Linked DNA regions of Mus musculus: all the other regions are linked to region 3. The links are chromatin loops, found by intact Hi-C in ENCODE. Cell type or tissue: heart. All regions are shown on one strand. Region 1 has its middle 21 kb from the start of Llph. Region 2 has its middle 6.9 kb from the start of Gm35182. Region 3 overlaps Msrb3 (methionine sulfoxide reductase B3). Region 4 has its middle 49 kb from the start of 4930471E19Rik. Region 5 overlaps Hmga2 (high mobility group AT-hook 2).

The links. Peaks named below come from ENCODE experiments on the same cell type or tissue, not always from the same donor. Only the 100,000 strongest peaks of a DNase experiment are listed, where the experiment ranks them.
Region 1: it touches region 3 in a loop (4-fold over the local background); 23 of 42 quality-filtered maps call a loop at or near these places.
Region 2: it touches region 3 in a loop (2.0-fold over the local background); 3 of 42 quality-filtered maps call a loop at or near these places.
Region 4: it touches region 3 in a loop (7-fold over the local background); 20 of 42 quality-filtered maps call a loop at or near these places.
Region 5: a loop joins it to region 3, with 3 times the contacts of the local background. A loop is called at or near these places in 7 of 42 quality-filtered maps.

What each region holds. Positions count from the first base shown.
Region 1 is chr10:120,245,647-120,250,646 of GRCm38, reverse strand. No RefSeq gene overlaps it. Among named protein-coding and RNA genes, the nearest start is that of Llph, 21 kb to the right of the region's middle. In heart, a CTCF peak has its summit at 3,046; no DNase peak of the experiment used is centred here; H3K27ac peaks cover 786 bases.
Region 2 is chr10:120,743,050-120,748,049 of GRCm38, reverse strand. No RefSeq gene overlaps it. Among named protein-coding and RNA genes, the nearest start is that of Gm35182, 6.9 kb to the left of the region's middle. In heart, a CTCF peak has its summit at 2,789; a DNase peak (open chromatin) is centred at 2,739; H3K4me3 peaks cover 1,280 bases; H3K27ac peaks cover 3,029 bases.
Region 3 is chr10:120,861,794-120,866,793 of GRCm38, reverse strand. The region is part of intron 2 of Msrb3 (methionine sulfoxide reductase B3); the gene reads left to right. It overlaps Gm15910 (predicted gene 15910), which reads right to left. Exons shown (of 3, transcript NR_038023.1): 3 at 3,466-5,000. Among named protein-coding and RNA genes, the nearest start is that of Gm15910, 6.7 kb to the right of the region's middle. In heart, a CTCF peak has its summit at 2,147 (motif pointing right); no DNase peak of the experiment used is centred here.
Region 4 is chr10:120,584,964-120,589,963 of GRCm38, reverse strand. No RefSeq gene overlaps it. Among named protein-coding and RNA genes, the nearest start is that of 4930471E19Rik, 49 kb to the left of the region's middle. In heart, a CTCF peak has its summit at 2,591 (motif pointing left); no DNase peak of the experiment used is centred here; H3K27ac peaks cover 394 bases.
Region 5 is chr10:120,428,578-120,433,577 of GRCm38, reverse strand. All of the region lies in intron 3 of Hmga2 (high mobility group AT-hook 2), which reads left to right. Among named protein-coding and RNA genes, the nearest start is that of Mir763, 17 kb to the left of the region's middle. In heart, a CTCF peak has its summit at 1,941 (motif pointing left); DNase peaks (open chromatin) are centred at 4,437 and 4,957; H3K4me3 peaks cover 576 bases; H3K27ac peaks cover 2,672 bases.

The DNA.
Region 1 (5,000 bases), 620 kb after region 3:
AGGTGCCTCCGAGTGTGTTTGTGGTTGGGGAACTGAGAGGGTGTGAATGCGCTATCTGGGTGAAGTAGATGGCGCCTTTGCATCTATCTCTCTTACAAATCCTTTGTTAAGTTTGAACTTTGGCAAGTAGGAATATATCTTTGCGAAGTCCAGTCACTTTCTCTGGGAGCTTGTGGGTGGGGGTTGGGGACTGAACTGCCCAGAGTTTGTGATTAGTGATAGAAAAGGGCTTTAGCCATTTGGTTTGGATGGTGAACGAGGTGGTAAAAGAGCGGACGTTGATCAGATGATCAATAATCAGGAGTTTCCTTTTTCTTTTCAACCTGCTCATCTACGATTTGGGTTTTACGTCTCAAGATGAACGCATAGCCGTGTTTGAAACATTCCGGAAGCTGCTTTTGTGGTGTTTTCCTTGGGTAGCTTTGGGAATATGCGTGGGAATGGTTGTTCCTCGAGGTGAGATTTTTCAAACGTCAGGCTCTGCAGAGGTATTCACGGGATTCTTTCGGTGATCTAGTGTGTTTTAAATTCAAATGAAGGAATCTGTAGACATTGGTAAGTAGCTCCTTTATCCTGGTAGCTCCTGCTTCAAGTTAAGTGAAGATCAACATCTCCTGTAGGTCTTGGTGCCATTGTTCCTGAGGTCTGAGACCTCCGGCATCCAGGAAGCTGGCATCACTTCTTTAAGACACAGGGAGACACATGAGTGGGACCAGGAAGGAGGAACTTTACAGACAGTAAAGTCAGTGAAGCTGGACATTGCCAGCCTGAAGGTAACCAGGCTCCCAGAGCAAACGCCTGCTTTCGAAAAGGGGGGTGGGGCTGGGGGATGTCTCAAAAATAGGGAAGAATTTGGTGACTAGCATAAATGTAGGGATAAAAATCACCATCCTCAAAAAAGGTACAGGTGTTCTATACAGTCTACAGGTATCCAACACATTTCTTATTTGAATAGATGGCGTATGATGAGAAAATACAATGAGAATATGTAGACTATTTGAAAGCGTGATCACCACGAATAACTCATGGACATTGTGGAAGTTCCCAGACAGGGCTGGGTGCCACAGGTATCTGGGAATCCAGGGAAGAGTTTGTGTTTCTCTCTGTGCCTCTCTTATTTCTTTGCCCTTTGTCCCCCCTCTCCGACCCCCCCAGTCCTTCCTCTCATACCGCAGCATCTACAAAAGCACAGAATAGTTCCCCAATGTGGTAGAATATAAGCTCCATATTTTGTACAACTCTGGAAGTATTTTTGAGAATTGTAATGCATCTTAACAAGGCATCAACAGAGAAGACACACAACTACTCACACCAGGGATACGTGATATATATTTTTTAAATCCAAAGAACTTGAAGTTGGCCGGACTGGAGCAAAATTTCCCTACGGAGGTGCTAGAACCCATTCTCTGTCAACCTTTCCTTTTCTCTTCTCAATTATTTTCCTAGTCCTGCTGGAACGGTTCCTCTTGGCCCATCTCACTACCTGAAGGAAGTCTGACTGAGGTGTGGACAAGGCTACACAGGCTGCTTCATTGTGCACTATTTAACTTCTCTTGAATATCCTCAGATTCTGGTATCTGTCTTTTGTAACCTTCGGTTTTAGTTTAATGTGTGTGTGGTGGTGGGGCAGCTGGGAGACATATATTGGAAGTGACAGTGACTATTTTTAAAGAACAAAACAAAATTTTTGAAAATTGTACCTGATAATTAAGTCTCTCTGGGAGGCCATATGTTGATCCAGGTGTGGGGCGTTTGTTTATAAAGAAGTTTTTTTTTTGAAAGCTGGCTACACTTAGAGATAATCTCTGTAAGGTTGGTCTCACTCACCTACATTTAAGTTAAACCACTTGATTTCAATTAAATAAAGCCATGGTGTGTTCCATAGCAAGTATTCCCAGGTCTGAGGCGGCTGCAGTTACTTACTTCAGTTTAAGAAACATTATGGGGGGGGGGGGGGAGAGAGCTGACTCAGGATGTCAGCCCACTGCCTCCTCTTGCAGAGACCCAGATTCAATTCCCAGCACCCACACTGTGCACGCAACCACCCGTAACTCCAGATCCAGCGATTCTGATGCCCTCTTCTGGCCTCTGCAGGCATTTGATTCTTGGACTACACAGACACCCGTGCAGGAAAAACACCAACACACATAAAAAACAACTCTTCAAAACAAACAAACAAACAAGGAACCATTGTCAACCACTTCCAATTGGAAGGGGGGGAAAAAAAAAGAACTCATTTATAAAAGTCCAAACTATTTATAAAAGAACATTCAAGAACCTGTAGTTGATCGTATATGAGAAAGTGGTCAGGGTTTGGTATGGAAGGAGAGAAACGTCATATGTATCTGAGTTCATCATGTGTACTTTTGCATGTTAAATAGAAAGGAACTATCTCAGCAGGTAAAGTGTCAAGATTGGAAGCAAGAGGACCTGAGCTTTGGTAACCAGAACCCACTGCAAACCCTGTATGGCGGTGTCAGGAGGAAGAGAAGGAGGAGGGGGAAGAGGGGGAAGAGGAGAAGGGGAGGAGAAGGAAGAGGAGAAGGAGGAAGGAGAAAGAGGAGGAGGAGGAAGAAGACAGGGAAGGGGAGAGGAGGAGAAGGAGGAAGGAGGAGGAGGAGAGGGAGAAGAAGAAGAAGAAGAAGAAGAAGAAGAAGAAGAAGAAGAAGAAGAAGAAGAAGAAGAAGAAGAAGAAGAAGAAGAAGAAGAAGAAGAAGAAGAAGAAGGGGGGGGGGGAAGAGAAAAAAGAGGAAGAAAGTGAATTCTGCTTTAATACTTGAAAGTGCACCGTTAAATTTCCCTCTTCTATGTCTTGGTGGCTAGGGCATCCCTAGCAGTTTAAATATGGCTGATATTTACATCTCATCTGCTAATACTTTGTAGGGAATTAGTTTAAGCAATTAAAACCTTCCCCTTCCCCCTACCACCCATAAAACAGAGGGCTGTGAAAGAAGAAGCCAACTAGCTGCTTCTAGTCCAAACTGAAACTTGATGCAGTTTTAGTAATTGCTTCCTCAAGACCCTTTACTGCCATCTGTGGGGCATTTACAGGTATTACCGCCCAGACTCCCTGCTGACTTCAAGACAATAGAGAATTAGGGGGTTGTGGGGAGAAGGGACCGTGGCCTACAGGACTGTGAGAAATGCCTCCAAACAGACTTCTGGGTCCTTCCAAAGGCTGACACTGCTCCTGTCTGCACATCACTGATAAACGGCTGAGTCCTTCAGGTAGGTCTCTCCTGCTGTTGCCTTCCTGCAAACGCCTGTTGCATCCAGGTCTCGAGAAGGAATGTTGCTGTTGTATCTGGAGGTCCCTGCAGGCCACGGCAAAGATCCCTTCAGCAGTGTAGGACCCTCTCTGGGGGAAATGGTTTTTAAGGAGTGTGAATTCAACTTTCCATCACTTCTGGAGGCAGGGCCATAAATTCCAAAGGTCTCGGGCAGGCCTGGTGGAATGCAGCATTTCAGACAAGCTCCAACGATGGGAAACAGATTCAAGTAGGTGCCATCAAAGAAGGCAACTGGTCATTGGAGACGCAGCTGAGGTTGGGGTACTGGGGGTTCAGGGAGAGGAGAGGACAAGAGAGAAGCCCTGTGGGGCTCAGGCAGCCAGGAAGCCCCTCATCATAAAGACAGAAATAAGGTTTGGCTTCATTCTTTTCAGCCCACTGATTGCTTTATTTCAAATTATCCTAACTACTTAGCATGGTAAATTAAGTTGAAACCCCCACAAGTTTGAGGAGGATGTCATCTAATCTGATTAAAAGGAATATTCCTCGTCACAGGCTGGGAAGGAAATGAAAATTACTCAGAGTGCACCGCTATTTGCTAATTTGCATAGGCTTGCACATGCTATGCATCAGAAGAGCATATGCTCTTTACTTTTAATGAAATAATTTCCCCTCTCTAAAGACCGTTAGAGTCTCTGTCCTTCCTATCTGTCTTTCTTTCTTCCCATCTGTCTCTTTTTGAATGTTAAGATTATTTCATGGGAAGGGTACATAAAATATGCTAATAATCTCCCCGCTGCGGGCAGGGCTGGGAGGTCCTGCTGCTGCCTCGCTGAGCGTCCCAAAGGTCCCCCTTGCCAATCTCATATAATTAAAGGCTCCCTTTACAGCCCTTAGAAGGTTAGACTTGATTCATCTGAGGCTTCCATTGATGGGGCAGGCGGTTTAAACCCAATCCTTTGGCTCGACTTCCCAAATAACTTCTTCCTGACCCCAAGGAATAGCGCCTAAATCAAAATGAAAATGAAGGGGAGAAAAATCTCCATCAAGCTCATGCCAACCCCCATCAGCAAGGTCTGTGATGGTCCCCTTGTGGCTGCGCATGCGCTGTCACTACCTTTGAAAGGTGGCTGTTTTTTGTTTTTTTGTTTTTGTTTTTGTTTTGTTTTGTTTTGTTTTGTTTTTTTGCCTCCTCTGCTCTTTAAGGAAAAAACAAACAAACAAACAACAACAACAACCCTGGACAAACATTGGCCGCTGCTGAAGGGGTCGCTCTCATTTTATCAATGGAGGCAAGAAGGCCCAGAGAGATGAGATGATGGGTTAGCAGCCAGAGGCTGGGGAAAGATAGGAAGGTTGAAATGGAGCTATGTTTTGGAGTCTCTGTGGATATTCATTCACTTTTGGTAATATTTTAGCAGATCTCATGTCTAGTTGTAATGTAGCCAACAGAGGAATTCTAGTGAATTCCCCAACAAAATTACATTAGGATCAAATGTGATCGTTATAAACACTATCCAGATGTTGGGGATGGACTGCATATAGCTCTTTAAGCCCCAAATTACAGTATAATAAATGCAAGCATGGGGACCTGCCAATACATCTGAACTTCGTGTCGGAAACCAGGTCTGACCTTAATTTAACTCTATAAGGAACCATGAGTTTCCTCACTTGAGAGGTAAGGCTGCATCCGAAGAGCTCCAAGTCCTGTAGTGTCCCAGGCTTTACCGCTCCCTTGAAGTGGGATCGGATCCGGTTCTGGAGCCCAGC
Region 2 (5,000 bases), 120 kb after region 3:
TGATCTCTAGGTTTTTGTTTGTTTGTTTGTTTGTTTCCTGTAAGGATGAAGCTTTCAAATCTCATTCTAGCTTTGGGGAGAAGGTTTTTTTGGGGGGTTTTCGTGGGGTTTTTGGTTTGTTTGTTTGTTTCAGAATGCATCCTGAATTGGAAAGTCTGACGCACAATTCATGGTATTTTATCATTGTTTTTATTATGAAGATGACACCGTTTTGTTTTTGTTCATCGTAAGATTTATTGCTTGGACTCAGTGGTCCTTTCTGAGAACCATTTTCCACTGTGTGGCCAAGGATGTCCCTCTCATGGCCTCTGTAAAGGTATTCCTTGTCATGTTTGGCGTTCTTTCTCATTTGTGTTCAAGCTATGGATTTGCAACTATGTATTTACAATCTGGATCCCCAACAACCAGCTACATAACTGACAGCCAGCTACCGCTGCACAGTCCAGTCTTGGAAACAATACTCTATATCCAGAGATATTTGCTTTTCAAGTGAAGCAAACAACAAATCCAACAAGATCATAGTGACTAACATCCACTGAGCATGTGCAATGCCCATTGGACACACTACTTAGCCACACACAGAAATGGCTTGTGATTAATATTTATTTGTTTGTTTATTTTTGCAGTAGAGTCTTGCTACGTAGCTTTGGCTGTAAGGACAACTTGGTCTTGAGCTCACAGTGACCAACCTGGCTCTGCTTCCCAAATTCAGACATTAAAGCTATGTGCCTCCACTGCCACGGTAAAGCAAGTTTTTAACCCCTGAAATTGAGAACTCTCATGAACCCCGCTGTCTTTCTTCTTTCCCTTTATTGGGGGGGATTTTAGAAATGTATCCATATCTCATAAACAAGCAGTCCTGAATACAATGCTGATAGGGAACTTGATCCAAGTTCAGTCGAAAGTGTGACAGGCCTGGGATTCTCCTGCAGGAAGGCAGTGGGACGTCAGAGTTCTGAGTTCCACACGGATCTTGGATCTTGTGCACGCAGGGTTTGTGCAGGTTCAGTTTACTTTAGGCTCTCTTTCAAGCGTGTTTTCTTTTCTTCTTTCTTTCTTTCTTTCTTTCTTTCTTTCTTTCTTTCTTTCTTTCTTTCTTCCTTCCTTCCTTCCTTCCTTCTTTCCTTCTTTCTTTCTTTCTTTCTTTCTTTCTTTCTTTCTTTCTTTCTTTCTTGATGGAAAGATTAGGCACTTGATCGACTCTCTGATGGTGCTGTATGATAGGACGTACAAGCATCAGACTGCTGGGTGTTCCAGTCTACGAGGTCCTGCTGTACAGACACCCTTTGATAAACCAGCAATCCAAGGCACAAATGAAATACAAGGACAAGAGTTCTGAGGTCTGCCTTCAGAACCAGGAGCAATCGCCACTTCCCATTGTTGGTGACCTCTGTGAAGGGTGGAAGGTAACGAGACTCACACATACGTACATCCACATATTGCTAGTTCCTGCATAGTCTATACGCAGATAAAGACTTGAGAAATTGGTCGTCCTTTGGTTTCGGACCCTGGGACAAGGAGTCGAGGTACATATTTTACACAATGGAGCAGACCTGGTCTCCAGGGTCTCCCAGAGTCCCTCAGTCCCTTCCTGGCACACCTTGACCCCAACCTTGAACTTTTTAACCCAGGGGCTGGGCTGCCCTTCCCTCTGAGGTTTCTCCCTATATAATCCAGACTGCCCCCTCACCCCCTCTGTGTGTCTGTGCACGAGCACACATGTTCAAACTGGTTTTCAAGTGTAACACGTTTCCCAAATGACACTGAGGATTTACGTTGTGTGTAGATCCCTGCAATGCCAGTTTATACATAGGAATGGAGAATGGACAAGCTGGGCTGTAAGTTCCCTGGGAAGTGACTAGGGAGGACAGGGCTGCCAGGATCAGCAGACACTGCCACAGAAAGCTGAACTTGGGTGACTCCTCTGTCACTGCCCTGTCCTTTCCCCTGTGACTTTGGCTAACACTCCCTCTTTCAGGCCTTTAAAAAGACATTGACTATTGCTTGTCTGCATAAAGAAAAAGTATTGCCTGGTCAGGCAGGGAAGACCAACTGGTGTGTGTCTTTAGTACTGACATGAGGATACAGGCTCCAGCAGGAATGAATCTCTCTGCTCTGGAAGCAGCTCATCTTGGTTTAACCAAACACAAAACTCAAAGGGGTCCAGGCAGTGGTGGCACATGCACTTGGGGGGCAGAGGCAGGCAGATTTCTGAGTTCAAGGTCAGCCTGGTCTACAGAGTGAGTTCCAGGACAGCCAGGGCTACACAGAGAAACCCTGCTCCGAAAAATTAAACACCAAAAATCAAACACCAAAAACCAAACCAAAACCAAAACCAAAACCAAAAAACCTAAAACTCAAAGGGGTTTTCCTCCGGTCCATGGGGCGATTTTTAAGAATGGCTCCTTGTGCCTGGCCCTTTGCCTGGTACATTTTTGTGACTTCCAGTCAAAATAGATGGATTCAGCCAGGATTTTCACTTTTCAAAAACAGTCACTGCTGGGTTCCTTGAAACTGCCACCACCAAACACTACCCCCCCCCACCCCCACATTTAAAACATGCTTTGATTTCTTGGAATTGGAGGCGCGGGGCTCCGAAGGGCCGCTACGACTCTGAAAAAGGAGCTGCTAGTGCCAGAGTTCCCACTGCCTGGGCGGCTATTGGCGGCTCTCCTACCACCAGCCTGGAATGCACACAAGCGGGCTGCTCTCCCCACTTTATCACAAAGGAGCTCATTTTGTGAATGAACAGCGCAGCCAGCAGCACAGCGCTATTCCGGGCGACCTTTGCCCGGGGATTGGATTCCCTCCCAGCGGGGAGATCAGGCCTTAGGAAAAGGTTAGTTCCTTGAGGTCCAAGGCCTGCTGGGCAGAGGTCTGGAGAGGGAAAAGCTCCGAGAACTTTTCTCCTCCCCCCAACCCCTCCCTCACCATCTCCAGCGACCGTTCTTCTGGCTGCTGTAGCTTTCTGTGCCTTTGTGGGTTTTTTTTTGGGGGGGGGGGACTGGCGGGTGTGTGTGTGGGGGGGTGCTGATTGGACTCTGCAGCAAGGAGCTATATAACTCCTGCAATTTTTACTTTTTTTTTTTTTTTTTTTTTTGGTAGCTGCCTAGTATTTCCCCGCTGCTTCCCAACAGCAATTCTGAGGTCCTCCCGAGTTTCCACCCCTTCCTCTCCATGCCACCCCCCCCCCCACCGTGGCGCTTCAGTTTGATGTTTTTTTGGTATCAAAGCAAGGTCTCCAGGAACCCTGCAACTAAAGACTTTAATGAGGACCATGCTCACGAAATCCTGGCTGCCAAAGACATGATGATTTATGCCCCTCACTCTCCCTAACAGCAAGAGGACTATTTGTAAAAATAAAAAAGCCGCTCATATGGAATTAAACAAGAGCATAGCTGCTTCCTTCCAGACCCCGGGAGCTTAACAAAGAGCATCCACACTCCAGCACATGGCGGGCGCCGGGCTTCCTATCACACAAAGCTAAATCCTGTTACCTCGGGCAGAGGCACACACTCTCTCTAAAACCCTGCCGGCAGACCTCAAAGGAGCAATGCAGAGGGCAATCAAATGAGTGGCCAGAAGAAAGAGGGGTGCCAGGAGCTTAGACCGAGGTCGAAGCACCCACCTGATGGGCTGCTGAGGGAGGAATTGAGGTGTTTGGTGTAAGATGGTTGAGCGACTGGCAAATAACTATTTGGTTTGGGTCAGCTGTGTGAAAGGCGGGAACCCTGAGAGCTCCCTTTTCTTGGATCTAGCATTATTGTTTCTGGGATAACTGGGGGTTCCCTCCTTGGGGGTTTTTACTCTTGTTAATAAAAGACTTTAGAAATGGACTCCAAGGAAACTCTGGGACAAGTTTATTAGAGTTTGAGAGAAAAGAAACAGAGTAGACAAACTGTAAGTTTTGGCAGCTGCCAAGAGGGGAGGAAGAGAGAGACAGAGAAAAAGAGAGACAGAGACACACAGAGAGAAACAGAGAGAGAGAGAGAGACAGAGAGAGAGGGACACACAGAGAGACAGAGAGGAAGAGAGGAAGAAAGAGGGAGAGAGGGAGGCGAGACATGTCTTTTGAGTTAAGAGGCAAGGACCCTGCCATTTTCAGCAGTAGACAGCCAAGCAGCAGCTTGGTAGAAGGAGCAGGCAAGCTTCAGGGAAGAGATGGGAAAGTCCAGTGTGTCACTGAAAGCATACTGAGGTTTCTGGGCCGTAGAGTAGGCAGGTTCTGCAAAGCTATGCAAGTGGCTGCATCAGCAGAGGGCATTCTGGGAGGAGGAAGAAGTAAGTTATCACATGAAGGGGGTGGTCATTCCTCCCATGTTCTCGCATATCTTTTTTTTTTTTTAAGAATTATTTATTTTATGTATGTGAGTACACTGTTGCTGTCTTTAGACACACCAGAAGAGGGCCTCGGATCCCATCACAGATGGTTGTGAGCCACCAATGTGGTTGCTGGGAACTGAACTCAGAACCTGTGAAAGAGCAATCAGTGTTCCCGCTGAGCCATCTCTCCAGCCCTCTTGCAGGTCTTTAGACAAATCAGCTTCCCTGGAAGTGGCAGGGTGAATAACTGATGCGCTCTGCCAGATTAACTCTTAAGGGAGGGGACAATAGTGCATCAGGTTGTAATGTATGGAGCCTCTGTGGACAATGTCGTGCCACTACTCAGAGCCAGAGGCAGTCTATTCTGGTTGAGGATTGGGCCGTGCGGATGAACTGACTAAAGAATTCAGGGTTGCCGAGGGCACAGACGTTATTGCAGAGAGACAATGTGAAGTAATTAGAGCAGTAGTTCTCAACCTGTGGGTTGTGACCACCTGGGTTACATATCAGATATTTACATGACACGTTTTAACAGTAGAAAATTTGTAGTTACCAAGTATCAATGGAATAATTTTACAGTTGGGAGTCACCATACCATGAGGAACTGTATCAAAGGGTTGAGGCTCTAGGAAGGTTGAGAACCACTGATGGGAGAGACAAGACTCAGGTTAGAGATG
Region 3 (5,000 bases):
TCAATACAAAATAACTCCAGAGCTAAAAGGAAATAATAATTGAAACAGGCTCCTAAGATTGATCGTAATGGGCTGGCCTGCTGGAAGCCTGTATCTCAGAAGTGATTTATCATTTTCCAGCTCTGGCTTGCCTTTCTCCTTATTTTTTTAATAATGCATAATTTTAACTAAGAGCTTATTAGGTGCATCTGAGTTATGGTTCACTCATGTTTGTCATTAAAGGTCATTTTTCTCACTCAGGATTTCTTGGTAATTTCCCACAACAGCTCCTGTAAGTATTATAAAGCACCCCGGGCCCGGAGCAGAAACTTTGACCACAGTTCTGTCCTTGGCTTGTGTGTGACCCTGGACATGTCTGTGAGCCTGCCCAGATTTCCTTCTCCTCTTCTTTAAAATGAAGAAGGAAAGTTAGATAATCTGTTCCATCATGGAATTCCGTGCTTTGTTTTTCTTCTTAGCTACAGTTTTCATTTCTGGCTGGAGGTGAATTACATCGCAAATGTCAGTATTAATTATTACTCCAGACCTACAGGAAAGTCTGCTAGGTAGTACTTGAGCACCAGAATCCTCGTCACTAAAGCAAGATGAAAGGACTATCCGAAGAGGGATCGTGCAGCAAAATTTGATGCACAGTTTTAATCCTAGGGAAAATTTGGTATTGCGGTGGCTTAGATCAGATAGCATGGTAGTTCTTGGCCAACTAGAGGCGCTGTCTAGATAGGTCTAGTTCTAGTTCTAGTGATAAGCCACACTTCACACCATGCACACAGGAAGCAGTTGAGACTCTGAAGTCACCTCATCGACCTGTTTAACAAACCAGCCCACGACTGCTAGGTCGTTTGGGAAGATAGCGTTCTAGTGAATAAATGAAAACTCCCAAGGGCTCATTCCGAAAATGGGGTTTGAAATACAAAGACCATGCTCTGTGAGAGGAGAACTAGTGAACCAGGGGCTTGCGACTCTAGAACGTGACACAGCGTCTGGTGGTTGGTATTTCTTAAACGAATATATATGCACACATATATACATACACACATGTATACATATACACATATACACACATATATACACACACTATATACATATTCACATATATACATACATATATATACACATACACACACATATATACACACACAAATACACATACACACCTATATATACACATATACACATATGTATACATACACACACATATATAAATATATATATACACACATATAAATGCACACACACATATGTACCATCTAGAATTTATTTGCCTTTTTCTCTAAAATAGTATGAGTTCATTGGTTTATTAGTTGTTTGAAGGTGCATACATAGTTCTTATACTTACTACGAGAATTAAGAACTCTGGCTCATCTGGTCACAGCTGTGGAGCAAATTAGTATGTTTGTACTTTATTGAGTACAGATGCACACAACAGCATCTCTGTAAAGCAAAAAGCACCATTTTCAATTAAAACTGACAATAGTTCATTAGCAGCAACTGGTGTTACATCTACTTTAAAATCACCCCGCCTACCCACTGGAACAGCACAGTCTCTGTTAGTGCTGTTAAAATAGGCCTGTTAAAATCCGGACCACCTCCTATGGTCTTCTAGGAAACAAACAAATCAACCAATCAAACAAACAGTTTTGTGGACACAATGTGTTTGTAGTTTCTCGTTTTCTATTGTTCTTGTTCTAAAACCCCTGGGCTCTGCGAGAGGAGCTCAGAGCCTGTTCTCAGGCAGACAGGAAACCACTGTGAAAAGGACCAGGGTTTGGTAGCCCTTGGTTCTCTGTTGCTGTCACTAGTACAGTTCTGATTTTTCTGCTCACCATTTCCACAAGTTCATCTCACCTAGATTTTTAATTATACTAACATTTTGAAGAATACATAGAAACACAGATATGTATGATGTGTACGTGTGATATGTGTGTGTGTGCATGAGCGTGTGTGTGTGTGTGTGTGTGCATGTGAGCATGCAGTTCTTCAGGCTTGATGCGGGGCCTCGTACATGCCATATACACTAACAGGCCAGGAGTGGTGTGTTTGTTTGTTTAAAGAGGGATAACTTTAAAAACAGAGACAAGTTTCTGCATAGTTTGCAACAGAATTAGAAAGCAGCTGACTGGTTGCTACACCTGCCTTCCAGTAGGTGGCGCTGGCTTTACATTTCTTTCACAGCTTGTACTGCAGTGTTAGCATTGAACACATAGGTGCATTGTAAAAATCTGAAAGTATGTAAGGAATATCCAGTTAAGAACATATGGATTTACGAACCACACTTTCCCTGCCTATACCGTGTTCCGACGATATGCGTAGAGTGAAACCTTTTTCGTTTTCAATAGGACTCCAACCCCCTTTACTCCGACGTTTCTTGGAAATGTCTTTCATATGTAGACTCTCTACAAACTAAAACAAGTTTTTGTAAATTAACTTATCTTGTACCAAATAGCTGATTTAGCAGTAATTTATAGCTTTATATGCAGCTAAATTTTCTGCAGCGGACCACCCAAGAATTAAAGAAAACTACACATTTTGTTTTGCCATGTTTTGGATTTTTATAGAATCTCGAGATGTTATTAGTTAAACATGTTGAATGTTAAGCATGGATCAGTTTTTGCATGAATGGAATATTTTAGGAAACTAGAAAAATTATATTTTAAATATTTATTAATGAGTTGATTAATGAGTTGAGTATTTTTGAAACAAGATTTAGTAGCTTTATAATATAGTAAAGCTTCAATTAATATGGAAAACTTGATATGTGGTGTTGTTTAAAAAATCATTTGTGGAGAATGCATATTTTGTCAAGGCCGATTTGTCACAAAATAATGTATATGTATAAATCCAAAGTGCCAGGCATATGCCTTACTAAACTTTGTTAAATGGCAAACAAATCAATAATTATAAAATCCATAGTGCAGTAGAATAGTCAAGAGAGGCATGGAGAATATCTTAAACACATTTCAGTATTTCTTCTTGAACATTAAGCATAACAATGAGTGTAAAAGATATAAAACATTACTGTCTCCAACACTTCTATAGGATAAGAAAGTCAGCGCCTTTAATCCCAGCACTCGGGAGGCAGAGGCAGGCGGATTTCTGAGTTCGAGGCCAGCCTGGTCTACAGAGTGAGTTCCAGGACAGAGAGCCAGGGATACACAGAGAAACCCTGTCTCGAAAAACAAAACAAAACAAAACAAACAAACAAACAAACAGTCAGGACAAGATGAATGTGGAGACACTGCTTAGCTAGGCTGGTTCTGCAGTTACCCATGCTCACAGAGATGTTGGAAACGATCAGAGAGGAATGACAGGATCTTCCCCGCAGCCCCTGTGCATGATGAAGCAGCGAGCCAGAGGGAACTGCAGAACACGCCCCATCACACCTGTGGGTTTTCACCATCAGTCTTGCCCAGTTTAGAGTTTCAACTGAAACAGTTTAGTCAGCAATCAAACTTTTCATGATTCCTTTTGCTGGATACATTTTAATTTAAAGTTATTTAAGCTAGGTTATTGAGACAGAGTGACAAAATGATAAATAAGCAAATGTAGATATTTTGTGCCTTCACATTTGAAAGCAACTATTTATGGGAAAGCTTAACATCTGTTAGAAATGCCTTAATTTCCCCCTTTATCTGTATTTAATACGCCCACACAAGTATCACTTATCTAAAAATGCTTCAAAAGTATTTACTAGGTACACAGTGGATTAATAAATTATATACTTGCACAGTTACACATATTAACTTTTATGATAAATACTTCTCCCTTCAACACTACTTTATGATGCTTATATTCAGCCACGCGATTACAGAGAACGGGATATTATTTTAAATCAATAGATTATTTGAATTTTAGGCAAGCCAGGAAAATCTACCATTGTAAATATCTTTACAGTTGTAATTTTATAAGATTTTACTGCCAGAATACATATTATCTCAGGATGACTCATTCCACTTGATTAATATTTTAATATCACCCATGTGATTTTATATAACTTAACCTCAAGTTTCAGAGCCTTTTACTATAGTTTTGGCATTGATGAAGAAACAAATTATATATTCCTTACTGGTTTGTTTTTATTACCAGTTTGCTGTGGGGCCCCGGAAGCATCCTTTTCTACCTTTTATTCCATGTCTTCAACTGTAAACTAAGAGTTATATAACATTTATTATTATTATTATTATTACTTTTACAATTAGACAGAATTCTCAAGTGTTACATTAGCCGAAAATTTCCCAAACCTTGTAAAATAGAACCTCCACTTCTTGCTATCCAAGAGAAGAAAGCGGAGAAAAGAAACCAGGGAGCAGCCGGCTAAAACCCGGAGAGGACGATGGGGTGGCCAGGCAAAGTATTTCTTGTTACAGGAAATGCTTGGATCCTGTAAAGTACCAGAAAGGCTGAGATTTTTGACTGGTTGATTCACTGCTCCATTCACACCAGAACCACGTCTGTCACATCACGGGCACCCGATGCATGTCTGTGGACCGGGTGAATGTCGGTGAACAAGCAGTGGTGGCGCCCGCCTTTAATCCCAGCACTTGGGAGGCAGAGGCAGGCGGATTTCTGAGTTCGAGGCCAGCCTGGTCTACAGAGTGAGTTCCAGGACAGCCAGGGCTACACAGAGAAACCCTGTCTCGAAAAAAGAAAAACAGAAAAAAAGAAAAACAAAACAAAACAAACAAACACCCCTTAGGCCTCAGAACAGTGCCTCAGGAAGATGGCCGCTGGAAGGAAGTACTTTACTGATGCTCTTGTGAGTCCTCATAGACACTCCCTTGTCGTTTAACTATAGAGGCAGGAGAAGGGTAAGAAATGTTTTGCTGCTTTCTGCACCATACGGCAGGATGGCTTCCTGGGACCAGATTTCACAGAGGACAGGAAAGGGTGTCAAGGACGAGGTAGCTGTACCTAGCGGGGCGTGGAGCTGGCAGGAGATGACCGTGTGCTTGGGGAATGTGAGTTAGCAGTAGTGGGGCATAGTAAGGTACCACAGAGCATGC
Region 4 (5,000 bases), 280 kb after region 3:
CCCCAGTAAAGAAGGCAACAACAGCATGTACAAGCACACTGAGAAACGCAAGTCCAGTTACACAGTTGTGATTTATTGGGTCTATGGAGACGCAAGCAGTGAGGTCCAGGGCCTAGGGTGATAAATGACTTCTCCCCAGCCTGAGGCATGGTGCTTAGATCAGCACCCTGTGTGCCTGCTTGCTGAGTTGTAGTTAAGGGAAAGGAAAACACAGTACATTTCCAAAATAGCAAGGATAGCTTTAATTTATCCAACCTGGTTAGGGTCTTTTTTTCTTCTTCTTCTTCTTCTTCTTCTTCTTTTCTTAAACCATCTTTCCAATCATGGTTTTTATTAAGTATACAAGGCTTTCTCGTTCCTGTGGGTTAACCTAGCTTTCCGCTTGTGTGGAGGGACATGGGAGACAGTGAGAATGGGCCCATGTGGTGTAAAAACAATGTTTTGCTAGTTATCACCCAGGTGAAACAGACCTTAGTAGCTATTGTACTTGGGTCATAGCATCATGGGTCTTGTCTAACGCTGTCTGGCCATCAGGAAGCCTCACTATGGGAAACCTCATCTTTGCCTGGCTAACATCTCCAGAGACTAAAAATACCTTTTCTAAGTCTAACACACGAGCAAACCAACAAAGAGACCACAGAATGTTTTTCCAGCAAGCATGGCTTCCCAGATTTTTTTTTTTTAACTTTTCATTTTAAAAGCATTTCTGTTTCTTTGCATTCTCTCTGTCTCTCTCTCTCTGTCTCTTTGACTCTCTCTCTCTCTCTCTCTCTCTCTCTCTCTCTCTCTCTCTCTCTCTCTCACACACACACACACACACACACACACACACATTGAAATAATGATGTCTTCTAGGTTTTATAAATGGGTTCCTGGGCTGGCGAGATGACTCAGTGGTTAAGAGCACCGACTGCTCTTCCGAAGGTCCCGAGTTCAAATCCCAGCAACCACGTGGTGGCTCACAACCATGCGCAACAAAATCTGATGCCCTCTCCTTGAGTGTCTGAAGACAGCTACAGTGTACTTACATATAATAAATAAATAAATCTTAAAAAAAAAGAAAAAAATATTTAAAAAAATAAATAAATAAAAAATAAATGGGTTCCTTACTGCATCTTGCCTGAAAAGAGTGTTCAGCACAAGTCCTATTGTGCTGCTTGTGAAGTGTAAGGTTTCCTTAACATAAAATGAGATTTGTTGTTGTTGTTGTTGTTTATACTGAAACACCCTGACATCACACCCCTTTCTTTAAGCAGTGATATGATTGCTCTGTTGAAAAATAAGGCGATATTGAAGTTTAGGATAACTCTCGCTCAAATAAAATCAATCCTAGTGATAGGTTTAGAAACAAAGGAATCTTACATGTCTGCTTCTGCTTTCTTTGTGTTCTTGGAGGGGAAACTTCGGGAGCAGTGTGCATGAAGAGGGGATTGTTTTTGTGGAGACAAGTCTGGTATTTCAGGAAAATAAGAAAGTAATAACAGATGTAAAGTCAAGGTGAGAAACAGCGCACCCTTCTCCCTCCTTCCTGCCCTCCCGCTTCAAGTCACGTTCCATCTGGAATACTTTAGACCGTTCCCCAACATTTTACTTACTGAAAATAAAACCTGGAAATTTTGATCTGCTTGCCCTCTGTTTGGGACACTAAGAATTAAGCCTTAGTTCCCGTGATTTACTTAGAGAGTGAAAACTAATAAGAACTCAAATACTTTGTACATTATAGGCTCGAATATATCACCATACTCAACTTTGTTCTTGACAAATGACAGTTTCTACTTCACCCCTCCCCCCTCTTACCACCCACCCAGCTGGGTTCCATTTCTTCTGTTTTACCCAGTTCTTCAACATTCCGTGCAGTCAGAGCCTACTTTTCCAGATTAAACTCAAGAGTTACTCAAACAACCACAGGTTCTCTTTCACTTGAACTCAACATACCAACTTAGCACACAAGGCTCCAACAGTAGACTTTTATCTTTCTGAATGACTCTGAAATTATTACTTGCTATAAGGCACATCAGAGGCTGGAGAACACTGCTTCCTTTTAGAGTCTTGCAATAGGCTCTTTCTCTCTGCACTTGTCCCACACTTGTTCAGGAACAAGCTGCTTTGGCTCTGCTTCGAAGACAGCCTGTCTGTCTCCTGGCTTAGTTCTCCAGATCTCATGAAGAGAGAGATCTTCTCCAACTTGGTGCCAGGGCCTCTACTTCACACATTGCTCTTGAAGGCCACTCAAGAGAGCCAGTAATCTCACACGAGGGTCTCAGACAGGATAGGAATCAATGGGTTAGTTTCTAGGCAACCAAAAAACAAGTGAGGCACTAGGCTGTGGTGGCACATGCCTTTAATCCCAGCACTTGGGAGGCAGAGGCAGGCAGATTTCTGAGTTTGAGGCCAGCCTGGTCTACAGAGTGAGTTACAGGACAGCCAGGGCTACACAGAGAAATCCTGTTTCGAAAAACCAAATATAAATAAATAAACAAATAAAAATTAAAATAAAAAAGAAACAAGAGAAGCTGGTAGAAATCAGCCTATGGTAACACTACTAAAAGCATCCATCTTGTTGGTTCTCAGTAGTGGTGGTACTGCCCCCTAGAGGCCTTTTCAGAAATGCTTGGGTACACTAGCTTCCACACTTGCAAGGCATACTCCTTAGCCTTTCACAGAGTGGGATTGCTACATGCCTTAAAAGGCAGAGTAAATAAACTCTAAAAGGAGGTCAAATCTTCACTCTTTAGACAACCCCCCGGCCCCCGCAAACAGTCATATAAAAGAAAAATTGTCTGCAACTACTTGAGCCTAACCCTAAATGTTACTTCACATAGAGACACAAAGTATTTAAAACACTCTTAAAATATGCTGAAATTTCAGAGTAACAACCAACCAAAAAGCAAAAGAAAGATAGCTTGGCTTTGTTAAGATCCTTCCCAGTGAGACCCATTTGCATTTTGGAAAGTGATGCCCACAGCTACCAGGCTCCACTCAGTCTTGATTCAGCTGGACTGTAAAACCTATTTGTCTGCATCTGTAGATGTCACAGAAATACATCCTAAGAGAGATCTAAGGCTTGCGTGTCTTAAAAGATGGGACATTTTTCTTTGATATTTTGTTGCCTCCCTAATCCATGTCATAACATTGAGAATTATTTTGACATTACAGTTATAAACACGGACCAGCTCACTTGCAAGAGTATTTCCAGACTTGGAATTTATTTTTCATTGACATTTTTTCCATACTGGAATCAGAAGACTTCCATCTTCTGACTATCGGAGACCACGCTGCCCAGCATGTGGATGCTCTGCCAGCGATCAGTTCCTTTGGTCCTTGTACCCATGCCTACTCTCCTGTCTCATTTCACCAAGCATCTGGTACAGGATGACTTGTGGCCTCCTGGACTGCACTTACTCACTCTGAGTAAGTGCAAGCGTATAACCACTGTGTTGTGTCTTCAGTATCTCTCTGTCTGTGTATTTACATATGGAGGCACACGTGATTTTTATTACGTTGTTTTCTCTTGGTTGTCCCTCTTCTAACAGGTATTATGTTATAGGTGGATGACTTCGGTTACCTCTGCGCCTTATTTTAGGGTTCTGTTATCCTTCTGTTGTTGTGACAAATACCTAGGCAAAACCATTTACAGTCTATGGCTGTTTGGCTCCTGTGTTTCCAAGCCCAGAGTGAGGCAGAACACGGTGAAGTTTGCCCACTTTACTGAAGTTGGGAAGGAAAGTGGGGGGAGAGAAAAGGAAAGGGCCAGGTGTAATAAAGAGTAGACCCCTTTCCCAAGACCCAACCCCACTGGTACACTTTCTCCAATTAGGCTCCAGTTCCTAAGCTTTCTACAGTCTCCCAGGAGCTCACTAAATTATAACCCCACAAATGAATGAATGCATTCATGGAGTAAAAGTCCTGTGATCTAACCACCTCTTGAAGGCCCCGCCTCAGAACGATTCTGTGCTGGAGACCATTGTTCAGTATTTGAGTTTGGGGGCCGGGAGACCAGGTATACAGATGGAAACTGTAGTAAGAATGACAGGGGGTGATATTTTTTAAAAAGCATTAGACTTTATAGGGTTGTTTTGATTACCCTAGATCCATCATCACATTAACCACCTTTATCCTGAAAAGAACTTTCATCACGGAAGGAATTGAAATTTAGAATATTTTGTGGATAGTGTGAGTATTAGCTAACCAAAGCGATCCCAGGTATTGATAAGAAGGAATACTGTGGCAGCATCCTTTGAAGGCTGGCCTTCTCCAAAGAGTCCTGATTTATCCAGTGACCCAATTCCAACAGGACTGTGTAAAGTTGCATTTCTTCACCTAGCACGATGTTCCCCACCTGTGGTGGTTTGAATGCGAATGGCCAGATGAGCTGGCATTTGGATCATTTGGTCCTTTCTCCCTGATATTATCAGGTGGGCAGGATTTGTTCCTTCGTGTCCAATACTTTCTGCTTTGACATTTCCATCTTGGGACACAGGCAGAGATGTTATAAGAAAGAGAAGCTTTCCTCTAATGGTGTCATAGCCAAAAATCAGTGGAGTGGCAGAAGGTCCCCACCCAAAGAGCCTTAGTAATGAAAGGTGCAGGTTGCTGGGCTCATCTTCTCACAGTTTTCTCCAGACTCATCTGCTAATGGCCATATGCCATTCCTACATGAGAAGGATGCAGTTGTTCCAGAGACATTTAAAACCACCTAATGAACAAACATTTTAACATTTTAACATCTATAGACACCATTTCTTCATGAAATTTCTCAGCGGGTGAAACCAAACCAAACCAAACCATTTTTATTAAAGTGAACAGTGAATGAAAATGGGGGAAAATATTAAATATCAAGAAATAAAAATTTAAAAGTCAAGTGATTAAATTGAAAAAAATGTACTAATTTGAAATAGATACTCTATTTAATGTTTGTTACATATGGTATAGTTGGAAGCCAACAATTAGTGGAGCCAAAAAAAATTAGTAAGCCAGAACATATCCTACTAAAGGATATG
Region 5 (5,000 bases), 430 kb after region 3:
GCTGTGTATGCCTGGGTGAGCCTGTGTGAGCGTGTGTGTGTGTGTGTGTGTGTGTGTGTGTGTGTGTGTGTGTGTGTGTGTGTGTGTCTATACAGGTGAGCCTCTTCAAGGACGTTGGAGCTGGAGCAGGGTTTGAGGGCTTCAAACTCAGCTATGGGTGGCTGGCTTTTTCTTTGTAGCTCTGGCTGTGAAGTGATTTATGGGAGCTGTATGGGCCATACATCACCTTCCTGGTTGCCTTTGGTGACACCTTGTCACATTCTTGTGGGCCTGAGGAATTCATTGTTCTTGTTTGAACTGATAAGAAAGAGAGAGAGAGAGGGGGGGGGTTGGGGGTGGGGGAGAGGGAGAGAGAACTACAACAACAACATAAAAACAGGGTTGGGGGAGAAAGAAAGAGTTAGTTAGAGACTTTCTGAACAAACCCCTGGGAAAAGACAAAGTGGCAGGCAGCTGACCCGGGGAGACTTGTGTCTCCTGCAGTTCTGCCTCAAGTTGCAGGAAGCTGTGGTGGACTGAGTCTAGCTGAAGCTTTGTCTGCCCTCCAGAGATATTTCTTTTTTGCTGGGAGGTTTTCCTCAGAGGACATTGGAGAGGGCAGAGAGGGAGGGAGTGGCTTTCTTCAAGACCAGCAGATAGAATGGCTGAGCAGGGCTTGCAAAGCAAGGTCGAATGACACAGGTCTCTGGGAAGACTAAAACTCAGGGCTGTAACTTTTGATGTGAGCCGGTTCCTGCAACGTTCGCTCAGCACTCCAGCGTGCTTTTTGGGCACAGCGCCATGTTGCCCTCTCCCCTTTGACGTGTAGGGCCCCGGGCTCCACTTTGTATTTTGGCAGTCTGCATACAGAGGCTGGGGTTTGAGTCCAGTGCTTTGAAAGACAAGGAAGAGGAGAACGGTTTTGGCGTGGGGACTGGCCAAAAGTTTGTGTGTAATGTTTTCAGATGGTCTTATCTCCCACGTCAGTAAAGCAAGTGAATGATGCATCTGGATTTTTAGATCTCCTCCCTGATATCTTTTCTTTAAAGAGGAAAAAAGATTACATTCTTTGCACCTGAGAAAAGTAACAGATCAGATCATGTGTGCCACATCGGAGGAACTGGAAAGCCTCCCGCGTCCTTTGGGGACAATGGCTGTTTTTGTTCAAGGCAGTGATGCGCAACTGTGCCACTCATACTCTGTCATGGGGCTTGTTGATTGGAAGAATAACCTACTTACAAGGCGCCCCCTATGGCAAGGCACTGCCCCACCCCGGTTTAGCAGTGAGGGATTTGCGTAGCAGGTACCCTTTTGTGTTACATTGTTACAAGTCCATGTGGTGTTACACTGTAAACAAGTCCGTGTGGTGTTACACTGTAAACAAGTCCGGTTTTAATGCCGTAAATCACTTCACCTGGAAGCAGCCTTCCCATGCCCTGCCCATGCACACCTCCATTTGAACTCCAGCCATTGAAAGCCAGGTTTAGTCTTCCAGAAATGGATCTTTTTTTGCAACAGTGTTGCCTCCAGTCCTGTACGCACTGCTTTACCATTCATCCCCCAAGGTTTCCTTGTGCTGTCAGCAAAGGATGCAGGAAGATCTGCAAAGGTAGGTGCTGGGGAAGTCAAGAGCAGCCATTAGGTGATCCTGAATACAAATGAGAGAACACTGTAGTAAATGGGCAGGCAGCCTTGTGAGATGGCAGAATTAAAAGAGAAAGCCACTTTCAGAAAAACACTTCTTTCCCTTCCAATTATCTTCCTTATTTCCAAGGGACATTAATAGGTAACTACCTAAATATATGTGATGATGTAATAATTCCAGTGCATTAATTGTATGTGTGTGTAGGTATCTACTTTTTAGATCTGTAAATGCAATTGCTTTGTGAGTCTGCTAGGCCTGCTGGTTCTACTTTGGTGGGGCACCTAGCTTGCAGTCTCCTGTGGTGCTTCACTGCTCTCTGCTGGAGAAGCCCATGCCAGCCCAGGCATTGAGGGTGGATGGCTGTGAAGGAACACAGGTGTGATGACTTGCCTGCGAGTCTCCCAGCCTCTGCGTTTAAATTCAGTGCAAGATTTTTTTTCCCCATGCCAATCAGGAACTGTAAGGCTCCAGTCATGTTGTTCAGGCTGGAAGATACAACTGCAAAACCATCCAGACTTCAGCCTCTTCCTGCAAACGTTGCCCTCCACAAAAGTATCCTGGGTAATAGTGCACAGAGTCTGTGGGGTTTCTCAAGTTATTTCCTTTCATTCCCGACACAGGAGAATAATTTATTCTGTTCTATACATCTACATCAATAACCTATATCAATAATCCCAACTCCAAGGGAAAGTCAAGCTCTTTTGAATAAATGATATTATGCTTGATATATATATATATATATATATATATATATATATATATATATATATATATGATCCAGAGAAAATGGACCAAGAGTATTAACTAAATAAGCATAAAGCATGTTAGGACATGTTTCCTCCAGACTTTTCCAAGGAGGAATAAATATTAACTTAAACCCTCATTTGCATGGATAAAAATTGCCATAATTTAGAAGCTACACTTCTCAAGTTTGAAACAAAAGCCCAAATACAAAAACCACTAAATGTCTTAGAGGACTATCATTTCAGATATAAGTTCAGTGTGCATATAGATTTGTTTATGCACATGGTGCGTGTCCACACATACACACATGTCCACATCTAGGTATTTCGATGGGAACTCGGAGTGAAGCTGTAAACTTTAACACATCTCCAGAATGTTTTATGCTCTGGAATCTCTTCACATGAAAACAATTTGATGAGTAGAAATCATAAAAGCCAGCCTCCCAACGCAATTAGTGCGACTCCATTCCTCAGCATTCCAAGTGAATTATTGCTGCGCTGTCAAAGACAACAAAAACATTTGGGAAGGACTGTTTATTTTACAGCGGTTGACCAAAAGTATGCAAGTGGTTACAAAAAAAAGTAGCCAGCTAAAGTTGGGAGGTGCCACTCACACATCCTGAAATCCATTCACAGAGCTTTGACAGTCACTCCTGGTCACTGCAGAATAAGATCCCAGGAAGATTCGTTTTCCAGAGGAAAAATGGACTCAGCCGCAGAGCATTTCAGTCCAGAGCAGATTGCTAAGACCTCTGCCCACTGTCCTGTGGCACTGCCTTCTCGCCTCACTCCTAAGACTTCCTGGTTCAGTTAGTTCTCCCTTTGTTTGGTTGGTTTTGTTGTTATTTTGCTTGCCTTTTTCCAAAAGAGCTAGGAAAACGGTTTGAAAACTATCTTGTTACTACTGTTGTTCTGGGAGAGCCTGAGCTGCCCTTGGTATTTAAAGGTTAAAAGGAAGGCCGCCGCTGACAATCTCATTCAACTCTTGAGTTCAAATAGTTCATCTCAGAACTAAGTGGGAAAATAGAAAGTTTAATAAACATTAAGGATAAGAAAATGTAAGCTTAGAGAGGATCCAAGGCTTGAATAGGGTGTCAGACATGGCTGTATGAAAGGACTGGCCAGAAATAGGAGAGAGAGAGAGAGAGAGAGAGGCGCGCTCACACATACACACACACACACACACACACACAGAGGGGTTGGGGGAGAAATATGAATGAATATGTAGCCTGAGAGTTCTGAGAGTTGGACAATCTCCAAGTTCTCATTGGAGAATATGAAATGAGTTTTCCTTGATGAGAAGACATTGTTCCAAGACTCTGAATCTTGAGGCCAAGGTTTCTTTTACTTTAAAACCAAAAACAAAACCATCAGGTTTGGGGCTTTGTGGCAGCTCATTCATTGCACTTCTGAGAAGTGATATTAATCCTAACTGCCTCCGTGTAGTGTAGCCTTTCCACACTGATGTTTGGCGTGATCTAACATCACCCAGTAAATATTGATGACAGCATTCCTTTTAAAGCCACGCTCCTGCATTTGGTAATTTCCATACAGTTCCACACAAACATAGCTGGTTTTCTTGTTGGTCTGGGAGTTTGGGATGGTACCAAGTCTCTGCCGTGTATTACTAGGGCAGTGGACCCGTTTTGAAGATGCTACGGGCATCCAACGCTTTGCCTTCGGAGGGTAGACAGGGAAAAGGAGGAATCAGGCGAGCACCGATGGCCTCTTCCAACCTATTTCCACAGCTTCTCCTTGTCCCAGCCTGTTCCCAGTTTGCAAGTTTTGGGTTCTCTTCGTGCAAGAGACAGTTGTCCCTGTTCCTCATTCCTCGGTGCAGATGTTGTTGTTTGTGCCTCCTGAGTCACAGAGCCTTGTCATTCCCTTCGCCTTCTCTCTTTCTGCAGTGTTAATCACGTGTTTGCTGGCCAGGCTATGCAAATAACGCTTGGCTAAAAACATTTAAAGGATTATGAAGCAATCTTCCTTAATTGTAGCGAAACAAAACAAAACACAACACCACTCCCACCGATCCTCCGCTGAACAATCCAGTTAGGATTGGAACAGTCCAGACCTCAGCCTTGTCCTAGGCCACGGGAGAGGCAGGGAGGGGAAGGAACCGGGAATCCGCTCCATATCCGGGACTCCTTCACAGAGCTCGTAAGGGTACAGCCACCCTCCCTCGTTCCTTCCTGCAACTGTAGCCTTTCCCTCGGCCCAGACATGGCTTGAGGGCAGCGTCTGGCAGGGCTGGTTCTGCAGCCTACTCGGAGGTCCAGGCTGTGAGGTTTGGATGTGGCTTTTGCTGATCGGTATTTCCATCTCCTGTCCCTGGGCGGTCAGCTGCTGGCATGGAACCACAGAGCCTCATTCCCTCCCAGTAATCAGCCTGTCACCAAAGCCGTCTTCTCTGCCCAGAGGGAAGCGGGCACAGACCCCGCCGATGACTGCATGCCCAACGCAACCTTTGCAGCGAGCTGAGCCTAAGGCGTGCCCGCGCTTCTGTGGCTCCCGGGAGAATCCTGCTGCTAGTTGCGCAGTCGTGCCAGTTGGCCCCTGCACACCCTTTTGGTTCATACTGAAACGGCCAGCAGTTCGGGGAAGGAGGAAGCCTCTGCGGCTCCGCTATGCCG